Linked DNA regions of Homo sapiens: region 1 is linked to region 2. Evidence: chromatin loops called from intact Hi-C (ENCODE). Cell type or tissue: endothelial cell of umbilical vein. All regions are shown on one strand. Each heading gives the region's core, and the rest is flanking DNA. Links, peaks and the distances in the headings are about the cores only.

What was found. Peaks named below come from ENCODE experiments on the same cell type or tissue, not always from the same donor. Only the 100,000 strongest peaks of a DNase experiment are listed, where the experiment ranks them.
Region 1: a loop joins it to region 2, with 8 times the contacts of the local background. A loop is called at or near these places in 1 of 110 quality-filtered maps.

The regions. Positions count from the first base shown.
Region 1 is chr4:32,216,365-32,222,066 of GRCh38, reverse strand. No RefSeq gene overlaps it. Among named protein-coding and RNA genes, the nearest start is that of LINC02353, 130 kb to the left of the region's middle. In endothelial cell of umbilical vein, for the core only: no CTCF peak of the experiment used is centred there; no DNase peak of the experiment used is centred there.
Region 2 is chr4:32,139,536-32,145,237 of GRCh38, reverse strand. The region is part of intron 1 of LINC02506 (long intergenic non-protein coding RNA 2506); the gene reads right to left. LOC124900845 (a long non-coding RNA gene) reads left to right here and starts at 4,460. Exons shown (of 2, transcript XR_007058441.1): 1 at 4,460-4,543. In endothelial cell of umbilical vein, for the core only: no CTCF peak of the experiment used is centred there; DNase peaks (open chromatin) are centred at 2,997 and 4,337; H3K27ac peaks cover 1,484 bases.

The DNA of each region.
Region 1 (5,702 bases), core at 601-4,600, 77 kb before region 2:
TATGTGTTGGCTGAATTAGAAGATACAACTTTGTGAAAAAGAAAACTTTGAGCCTATTTCTTCTTAATTCACAAAGATAGAGACTATGCTATAATTATCTTTGTATCTCTAGTACCTACCATAGCAAAAACAACAAAGCTAAAAATTTGATTACATCCAGCACTAAAAGGCTGGTGTCATATTTTTATATCTACAATTTGTAATATTTTGATAACACATTCTAAATTGTGGAATATTTTTATGTCTAAATTTTGTAATATTTTGAGAACACATTCTAAATTACTACCTGGTTCACTGTGAATGGCTTAACCTGGTTAAATGTTTGGCTTGCAGAACACATACATAGAAAACTGGAATCATGCTCTCCATGATAGTAATTATGAAAAATGTATATGACAACTATTAATATATCAATGTACAAGGTACATTTCTTCACAGTATATTTTGACATATCACTATTTTTACCCCAAATAGTTATAAAGCAGAACAAATCAATGTTCTATAGTAGTTTTGATGCAAGATGGACACAGATCTGTCTTTCAATGAAGCCTCCATCTTAGCTTTGGTGAAAACTGCTACATGAAAACCAGAGGCATAGAAAGGAGCATTCAGATGAGAAGAAACCAAATCAGCAAAATACCAGGAAGCTCCAGGTGAACATTCTTTGTGCCAGAAGCTAATTATATGTGGTGAAGAAAACAAATTTCTGTAATACCTATCCCCAAATTTGAAAAAAATTAAATAAATTGAATCTTGGCTGTCAAAAAAAATACTCAATAATAGGTAAATATTCAAAGCAACACCTAGGTCAAGAGATATAATGAATTTTCAACAATCCCAAAGACATCTATATATATTAAAAATTATAATACAAATAAGGAGGCCGGGTGCAGTGGCTCACGCCTGTAATCCCAGCACTTTGGGAGGCCAAGGTGGGTGGATCATGAGGTCAGGCATTAGAGACCAGCCTGGCCTACATGGCGAAACCCTGTCTCTACTAAAAATACAAAAATTAGACAGGTGTGGTGGTGGGCACCTGTAGTTAGTCCCAGCTGCTCGGGAGGCTGAGGCAGGAGAATCACTTGAACCCAAGAGGTGGAGGTTTCAGTGAGCCAATATCATGCCACTGCAACACAGCCTGGGCAACACAGCAAGACTCCATCTCAAAAAAAAAAATAAATAAATAAGGGTTAACCCAATTTACTGTCACATTCTTGTTCAGTAAGAATGCCTTCTCTCTTATTTGTGTACCTAACACTTGCTGATAATTATAAGTTTATTATGATAAGTTCATTTAGTCAAGATTCCTTATGGAAGCTGATTTCATAATCAGAGTAATTAGTTTAAGGAGATTTTAGTAAAATAATTTTTTTAATGTGGGCAAGATTTAAGAAAACCAACAGGGAATAGTTCAGTATAGCAGGGTTAGCAAAAGAGAAGCTGTTACCAAACATGGGAAAGGCAAAAGCAAAGGAGCTATTGGAGAGAGACATAGCCCACAGCAACCCAGGAGAGATGAAGTATATATTTCTGAAAATTACTTTGGGCAAAGAACCAAAATAATACAAACCAGTGCTGGTATGGATACTACTTTCATCGTGGTAAACAGCAGCAGGCCACTTTTGGGAAAGCTTGAGGGAAGATTCACAATGTACATCAGCTGCCATGTTGTAAGATCTGTTCTCAGAAAGACCCGGTATGCCCAAGGTTAGGTCAATCCAAAGCTATGAAGTGGTTAATGCCTAGAAACTTAGTATGAGGCCATTTATCCTCACAACAGTGAGTTGAGTTAGGTGTCTACCTGCTTAATGTGGATATAGTTTTGCTGTTATATGTCAAGCAGCATATTAGTAGCTGATGTTCTATTTTGTTTCTAGCAATATTGTGATAAATTACCCAACACCACAGATACTTGTGTGCACAAATTCTGACCACCATTTTTTGTGTATGGCTTATTGTAATAATTCCTTCTACCTTATCTCTGGTAGTTAAGTCCTGTCACCCACCTCTACTACTTTATTATCCTCATGCCCAGTGAGATCAGAAAATTCAACTTTATTATAGCATCCCACAGTAATCTCTGGCTCACAGAAGACAGCTACCATTGAGCATTTCAAGGATGTTTACAAACCCTCTCATCAAAGCATTTCTTAGTATAATATCTTCCAGTTGTTATCATCTGACTCCTTCAGTTGGTATGAAAAGGCAATGCCTTAACAGATTTTACATGACACATTTCTGGCATTTTTGACTCGTAGACTATAGGCTATTACATTTACCAGGCTTTAGTTAGTTAATTGAACAGATCACTGATGCCACACCCAGGTTCACAAGATAGTACATTCATCTTGAATTTGAGGATTATGAAGCCATGTCAATAGATTTTACCCAATACAACATTACAGTTTATCCTCCTGGACTTTATACCCTGGAACACACTCACATAGATGCTTCTGCAGCCTGAGTGATAGAAATTGGGAATCTTTCACAATTTTTTGGCCCATGTCCTCCAAGAGTAGGCCACATAATTGTAAGATGCATGCCATAGATTATCAGTATTTTCTGGCAAGGAAGCTATATACACATTCCTCAAACATATGAGCGATCCAATCCCAGAATTCCATTTCGAAGGTCTGTTTCCTAGGGTCACTCCTGGGTACCAATTGTTGTATCACTTGTTATCTTAGCAGGAAGCAGTTAGACTGGGTAATTCTAGACAAGTTTAATAAAAGAAATATTGTAATATTCAGAGTTTATGAAAATCAAAAGGAAACGTACAGTATTCCAGTACTAATATGGTGGTTTTCAGATTAAAAAGATAGTCATCCTTAATCCCTGCAGTTCTAGGTGTACCTATTGCTCCTTTCATTGAGAGGCCATATATTTTTCCTCCTCTTCATTTCCAGCTGCCTTATGACTTGTTTTGACCAGGAAGAAAATGTCGTTAAAGTGACGCTGAGTCATTTTTGAGACCAGCTCTAAAGAGGCCTGACTGCTTCTGCTTTCACTCTCTTGGATCCCCGAGCCAATATGTAAGAAGCCTGGCTACCCTCCTTGAGGTAGAGAACCATTCAGGTCTCAGTATTTTCTGACACCCAAGCTAAAACTTCCAGCTGGATCCTGCTGCATGTGCTATCCTAGCCAACACAATGTGAAACAAAGATAAATGGCCCCCCAAGTCCCTGATACAATTAAAGAATCACAAAAAAAGTGAATATTTGTTGTTGAGTTACACAATTTGGGAGCTATTTGCTATGTGGATAACTGAAATAGCTAGTAACAGTGAATCACTGTATCACTCTCAGATCTGAAGTATATGTATTGTATATACCTTTCCAGGATGAGCACAAATTCCAGCTTCTCTTTGAAATTTCATGCAGAAGTAGCCTATGAAACCTCTGGATTTCAGCCAGGCACAGTGATTCACGCCTACAACGCCAGCACTTTGGGAGGCTGAGGGGGGTGGATGACTTGAGGTCAGGAGTTTGAGACCAACCTGGCCAACATGGCAAAACACCATCTCTACTAAAAATACAAAAATTAGCTGGGAGCGGTGGCACACACCTGTCATCCCAGCTACTTGAGTGGCTGAGGCAGAAAAATCACTTGAACCCAGGAGGTAGAGGTTGCAGTGAACTGAGATTTAAAAAAAAAAAAAAGAAACCTCTGGTTTTCTAAATCACTTATTGACAAAATAAGGACTGTATCCTTTATAACCAACATCTTAATTATAATTATTTTAATTATTTTTTCTCCCCAATTATGTTGTTGATCTATGCTATGGGAAATCATTTTCATTTGACTCTCGATATAACCTTGAAAACATTTCCATGAATTAGAGTAGGAATTAACACAGAAAAGACTTTGTGTAAAAATACATGACAAAGATGTTCATCAACAGTGGTCAAAATATTGAATTAGACATGAGATTAAATTTTCTTAACAGAATAGTAATTTTAAAAATTCAGTGCATTTATATATTCACTGGCCATTAACAAAGAGTAACTACTACATTCATAAAAATCAATAACTTTTATTTCTACTATTCAATAATTGCTATCTTTTATCCCTAAAGACTAATATGCTTGTGATATATATATATATATATGCATATATATATATATATGCATATATATATATATATATATATATATATATATATATATATATTCAGTATCAGAATTTGCATCTAAAACACTTACACAGAATTTATAGGTTTTTCCGAATCATTATTGGCCATCAATTATATATGTCACATTGTAATGAATACAGTTTTCAGACATAGTGATTTTCATCATTAGTATGATAGTACCTTTAATCTATGATGAATGAATATCCTGTTAGGAAGCATGAAATTAGTAATTGCTAAAATTTGAAAAGTACTTCCTATATACCCTGTGCTTTCCTAAGAGATTTTCACATTAACTCATTTAACCCTCACAGCAGTCCTATGAGTAATATTATTATGATCCCCATTTTACTAGTGAGGACACTAAGGTACAGAGAGATTATGTGAAATTTCTACATGTTAATTGGCTGCAAAACCAATAGGATGGAGTATTATTTTTTATAAGGTCCCAGCAGCTATGTGGACACACCTTGATATGTGAAGTTTATCATTCCATTTTCTTTTAACTATTATCTTTTGGAGTTACTGTAAAGGTAAGTTATCAAAGAAGCTCAGTGGTTTTTCTCCCTTCTTTTATTTTTGGGTTTTCTGTATCATTTCTTCTGTTCCATCTGAGAACATGCTATCTGTTTACATAGTGTGTAGAAACACATAGCTCAGGCCTCTTAAAATTTTTCACAGATAGCTTAGTCAACTTGCATTTGATACATTTGATATGCACTATTTGTTTGTAACACTGGCAAGAATATTTTATTTATATTATTATTATTATTATTTGAGATGGAGTCTCGCTCTGTCGCCCAGGCTGGAGTGCAGTGGCACCATCTCGGCTCACTGCAAGCTCCACCAACCGGTTTCACGCCATTCTCCTGCCTCAGCCTCCCGAGTAGCTGGGACTACAGGCACCCACCACCACGCCCGGCTAATTTCTTTTTGTATTTTTAGTAGAGACGGGGTTTCACCATGTTAGCCAGGATGGCTACGATTTCCTGACCTCGTGATCCGCCCGCCTCGGCCTCCCAAAGTGCTGGGATTACAGGCATGAGCCACCGGGCCAGCCTGGCAAGAATATTAAACCAGTTCACACTTCGTTATGATTGAGATAGTAATGATGGGAGTGATGGCCCGTCTGGAGTGGCCACTGCCACGACACCAGCTGCAGTGGGGAGGCATGGCAAGGGCCACACACTACACAGAGCTGGTGGGAACTGGGAACCGGCAGAAGCCCCACCCCCTTCCAAGTTGGAGGAGCGGGAGCCTCACCCTCCTAGGCACAGCTGTAGCTGCCCAGCAGTGGCAGTGGACCAGGGCATCTCTGTACTCTTGGGGACCCAGGAAGCACCTCTGCCCCCTCAGGTTCAAAAGTGCCTGCTCCCGTTGCCTGGCCTCTCCCTGCTTCTGACGACCCCACCGATTTTGGAGCAAAGTTGTGGCTGAGCCCAGGTGCTGTCACAATCTGGCTTGGTGTGCACGCATTCGAGGCAGTGCTGACAAGCCAGCCCCTGCCACCTCAGCCCCCTCTGGACATTGAACCCTGACGAGCACAGGACGGAGGCTGAAGGGGGCTGTGAAT
Region 2 (5,702 bases), core at 537-4,536:
TATTAACTACTGTTGTTAATCTCTTACTGTGCCTAATTTATAAATTAAACTTTACCATAGATATGTATGTATAGGAAAAACATAGTATATGTAAGGTCTAGGCATCTACTAGGAGTCTTTTTTTTAAAATTTTATTTAAGTTCCGGGATACATGTGCAGGATGTGCAGGTTTGTTACATAGGTAACAAACCTGTTTTGTTTGCTGCACCTATCAACCCATCACCTATGTATTAAGTACCAAATGCATTATCTATTTATCCCCCTGCCCCCCGAGAGGCCCTGGTGTGTGTTGTTCCCCACCCTGTGTCTATGTGTTCTCACTGTTCAACTCCCGCATATGAGTGAGAACATGTGGTGTTTGGTTTTCTGTTCCTGTGTTAGTTTGCTGAGGATAATGGTTTCCAACTTCATCCATGCCCCTGAAAAGGACATGACCTTTGTCCTTTCTATAGCTACATAGTGTTCATGGTGTATATGTACCACATTGTCTTTATCCAGTCTATCATTGATGGGCATTTGTATTGATTCCATGTCTTTGCTGTCATGAATAGTGCTGCAATAAACATACAGGTGCATGTATCTTTATAATAGAATGATTTATATTCCTTTAGGTATATACCCAGTAATGGGATATCTGGGTCTAATGGTATTTCTGGTTCTAGATCCTTGAGGAATTGCCGCACTGTCTTCCACAGTGGTTCAATTAATTTAGATTCCCACCAACAATGTAAAAGCATTCCTATTTCTACACAGCCTCGCCAGCATCTATTGTTTCTCGACTTCTTAATAATTGCCATTCTGACTGCTGTGAGATGATATCTCATTGTGATTTTAATTTGCATTTCTCTAATGATCAGTGATGTTGAGCTTTTCTTCATAGGTTTGTTGGCCTTATGAATGCCTTCTTTTGAGAAGTGTCTGTTCATGTTCTTTGCCCACTTTTTGATAGGGATTTTTTATGTAAATTTGTATGAGTTCCTTGTAGGTTCTGAATATTAGACCTTTGTCAGATGGATAGCTTGCAAAAATTTTCTCCCATTCTGTAGGTTGTTTATTTGTCCTGACGATAGTTTCTTTTGCTGTGCAGAAGCTCTTAATTAGATCTCATTTGTCAATTTTTGCTTTTGTTACAATTGCTTTGGTGATTTAGTCATAAAATCTCTGCCCATGCCTATGTCTTGAATGGTATTGCCTAGATTTCTTTCTAGGGTTTTTACGGTTTTGTGTTTTACATTTAAGCCTTTAATACATTTGAGCTAATTTTTATACAAGCTGTAAGGAAGGGGTCCAGTTTCAAATTAGGACTCAGGATTAAGAAACTCACAAAAAACTGCACAACTACATGGAAACTGAACAACCTGGTCCTTAATGACTACTAGGTAAATAACAGTAACCAAATCAGCATGGTACTGGTACCAAAACAGATATATAGACCAATGGAACAGAACAGACGCCTCAGAAATAACGCCACACATCTACAACCATCTGATCTTTGACAAACCTGAAAAAACAAGCAATGAGGAAAGGATTCCCTGTTTAATAAATGGTGTTGGAAAAACTGGCTAGCCATACGCAGAAAGCTGAAATTGGATCTCTTCCTTACATCTTATATAAAAATTAACTCAAGATGGATTAAAGACTTAAACATAAGACCTAAAACCAGAAAAACCCTAGAAGAAAACCTAGTCAGTACAATTCAGGACACAGGCATGGAAAAAGACTTAATGACTAAAACACCAAAAGCAATGGCAACAAAAGCCAAAATTGACAAATGGGATCTCATTAAACTAAAGAGCTTCTGCACAGCAAAGAAACTATCATCAGCATGAACAGGCAACCTACAGAACGGGAGAAAATTTTTGCAATCTATTCATCTGAAAAAGGGCTAATATCCAGAATCTACAAAGAACTTAAACAAATTTACAAGAAAAAAAAGAAACAGCACCTTCAAAATGTGGGCGATGGATATGAACAGACACTTCTCAAAAGAAGACGTTTATGCATCCAACAAACATGAAAAAAAAGCTCAACATCACTGGGCATTAGAGAAACGCAAATCAAATCCACAATGACATACCATCTCATGCCAGTTAGAATAGTGATCATTATAATGTCAGGAAACAACAGATGCTGGAGAGGATGTGGAGAAATAGGAACGCTTTTACACTGTTGGTGGGAGTGTAAATTAGTTCAACCATTGTGGAAGAAAGTGTGGGGATTCCTCAATGACCTAGAATGAGAAATACCATTTGACTCAATAATCCCATTACTGGGTATATACCCAAAGGATTATAAATCCCATGCACTTATGTTTATTATGGCACTGTTCACAACAACAAAGCTTTGGAAGCAACCCATATACACCATGGAATACTATGCAGCCATAAAAATGGATGAGTTCATGTCCTTTGCAGGGACCTGGATGAGGCTGGAAACCATCATTCTCAGCAAACTAACACAAGAACAGAAAACCAAACAACACATGTTCTTACTTATAGTGGAAGTTGAACAATGAGAACACATGGATACAGGGAGGGGAACATCACACACCAGGGCCTGTCAGGGAGTGTTGGGCTGGGGGAGGGATAGCATTAGGAGAAATACCTAATGTAGATGACAGGTTGATGGGTTCATGAATCCACCATGGGACATATACCTATGTAACGAACCTGCACATTCTGCACATGTAACCCACAACTTAAAGTACAATAATAAAAAAAAAAATCCTATAATGCTTACATTAAAAACAAGTTGAATTGTGTAGTTTTCAGAATGAGTTTTTAAATGTATTTCAGATAATGCATCATAAATATCTTTAAAACATTATTGGTTCAGGAAAGTTATGTAGCACCAAATTTATCCTGGCACCTATAATAAATTTTTAATGTACCAAATGTTGTTTTGAAGACTTATCTTATCTCTTGCATGAAGCATTTCCATTTTTCTCTGAGAGTTTGAAGAAGAGGAAGTGAAGTCACTAAACAGTTCTCCTGAGGTGGAATTTACTTCCTTACAAAAATAAGCCTAATTACTCCTTGAATACAAAATTTACTGAAGTAACAAGAAGATTCATATGAGTACTCTGATATGTGAAACAGAAAATATTCAAAGTCTTATTGTCAAGAGTCCATAATTAGAATTCTCTAGACTGAATAGTCATCCTTACTAGACATAAGGATAATTTACTCATACAAGAATTTGTCCATCATTTAAATATTTTGATAGCCATAGAGCACAAAATTATGTTCAGGCTAGCAAGTGAAGTTTTGCATTATCTCTTATGGGGGATTGGTCAGCGTGATGGAAGAAGCTGTAGGGAAAGAAGCAGACCTTTTGAAATGTCAGAAGGCTCTGCAAAACTTTGGAGGAGAATAAGCTGAAGGCAGCTGTTCTCTTACCCTGAAGCAGAGGGTGAGGAGTAGGTACAAGGAAATATAAGAGAGTTTATCTAAATAGGCTTGTTTACTTATGTTGTCCAGAAACCAACTTTTGATCATCCCATTCGAGACTGCTCCCACAAGGGGGAACAACAATGTTAATTACCCACAGATTGTGTTGGTTCCAGGCTTTTGGCATTAGGTCTGTACTGAATAAAAGCAAAGAGCTCCAGCTTATTGAGACTGCTCACTCTTCGGCCACCTACTGCCGGGCAGTCCCTTAACTGCTCTTTCACTGGATACCTGTGTCTGAGTACTCCTTTCATCCGTAGCCCGGCCAGGGTCTGCGGATGGACCCAGCAATCTCTGGCGAAGGCTGAAAAAAAGACTGAAGATGGCAATCTTAAGGTTGATTTTTAAAAAGCATCCACCTACTTGTTTTAGGAAAATTTTCCGATAAATGTTGGTAACAAAAATTAATATCATACATATTATCTGTACATATATGTAAGCATGTATCATGGAGACAATATTATGAAGAATTAAGGTGATAGTTTTCCATTCTTACAGCAAACCAGATCCATCTAAAGCCATTCAATAGCATAGCTACAGTAAGTCAAGGGCAAAAACTACTTCATGAAGTCGACAGAAATAATATAAGGAATACTCTCACCCAATTAGAAAGAAAATTAAAAAAAAAAACAAAACTATTTCTGTCTAAGAGACTGGAACACAGAAAGGAAAAGTGAAAGAATAAAGTAGTCAAACATGAGAGCTCTGGTTCCCTATCAAAACACACACACACATACACACACAGGACTGGGAGATTATACAGGAGATTGAAGGTGAAATTATTAAAAGGCATTTACTAATTGCCCTTTTAGCAGAGTCCATTGTCATGCACAGCTTCTCCAAAATAAGCAGGAAGTGATTAGTTACAGAAGGAGCCTCAGATATTGCTCACAAGCCTCCTGCAGTGACTATGTGGTGTAGTTAAAGTCTAGAAATTACAAATGTTTTGTGGCCAACACGAAACTTATCTGTGAGTCATTGCCTGGGGGGCTTACTTGGACAAGGGCTGAGAGAATTACCAGTAGCTTGAACAGCTTAAGGGCGGGACCAAGTACAGAATGAAGCTCAGACTCTGAAGAATTTGCACTACTAAGGTAGGACTGAGGCAACACATCTGTGCTCTAACTCAGCAATCCCCAACCTTTTTGGCACCAGGGACCAGCTTTGTGGAAGACAATTTTTCCATGGATGGGGTGAAGGGGATGGTTTCGGGATGATTGAGCTGCATTATATTTTGTGCACTTTATTTCTATTATTATTACATTGTAATATATAATGAAATAATTACTCAACTCAGCATGATGTAGAATCAGTGGGAGCCCTGAGCTTGTTTTCCTGCAAATAGTCCAATCTGGGGGTGATGGGAGACAATTATACCCAAAATGTGTTGCTTATGTTCAGTCTACTCTGTATCTCACTTCGATTGTGGTCACTGCAGAAAATCCTGCTTCACAAAGACAGAGTGCTGGAAATGGAAGCAGGGTCCTCAGTGCTTTTGTGGCAATCTCAGGATATTCTACCTTGATTTTAATCCAGAATATATGGAGATCTGAAGTTGTATCAAACATATTTTTAAGGCCACTGTCATTTGCGATATCAAGCAGTTGGTCCTCTTCTAGCATGGCCAAAGTTGATTCACCTGGCTTATTCACATGTAAGTCACAGATCCATTCTTTCCCAGTTTGGGGGTCTTTTGTGGTTAGGTCTTTTGGCAAAGTTGATAGGTGACTATGAACCAGTTGGGAGAAAGAAGGCCCTGGCTCAGTCTCTTTGAAAATCTCTGCTAATGTTTGATACATGTCAAAAATCCCAATATTCACTCATCACCCTGATAATTCCAGTTTGGCTTTGAATGGAGCCACATTATCTGCCAACTTGAACACAGTTGTCATTCTCTCCTGAAGTGACAGATTGAGTTCCTTGAATAGGGTGAATATGTCAAACAGGTAAGCAAGTTTTGCAGCGCACTCTGTGTCACTGAAATGTGCTGCAGTGGTGACTGTTTTTCTAAAAGAAATCTTTGGAGTGGCTCTCACAACTCAAAAATTCTGGGCAGTGGTCTACCTTTAGAAGGCCTGCCTGTAATCCCAGCACTTTGGGAGGCCAAAGCCGGTGGATCACCCAAGGTCAGTAGTTCGAGACCAGCCTGGCCAATATGGTGAAACCCATCTCTACTAAAAATACAAAAATGAGCTGGGTGTGGTGGCACATGCCTATAATCCCAGCTACCGGGAGGTTGAGGCAGGAGAATCT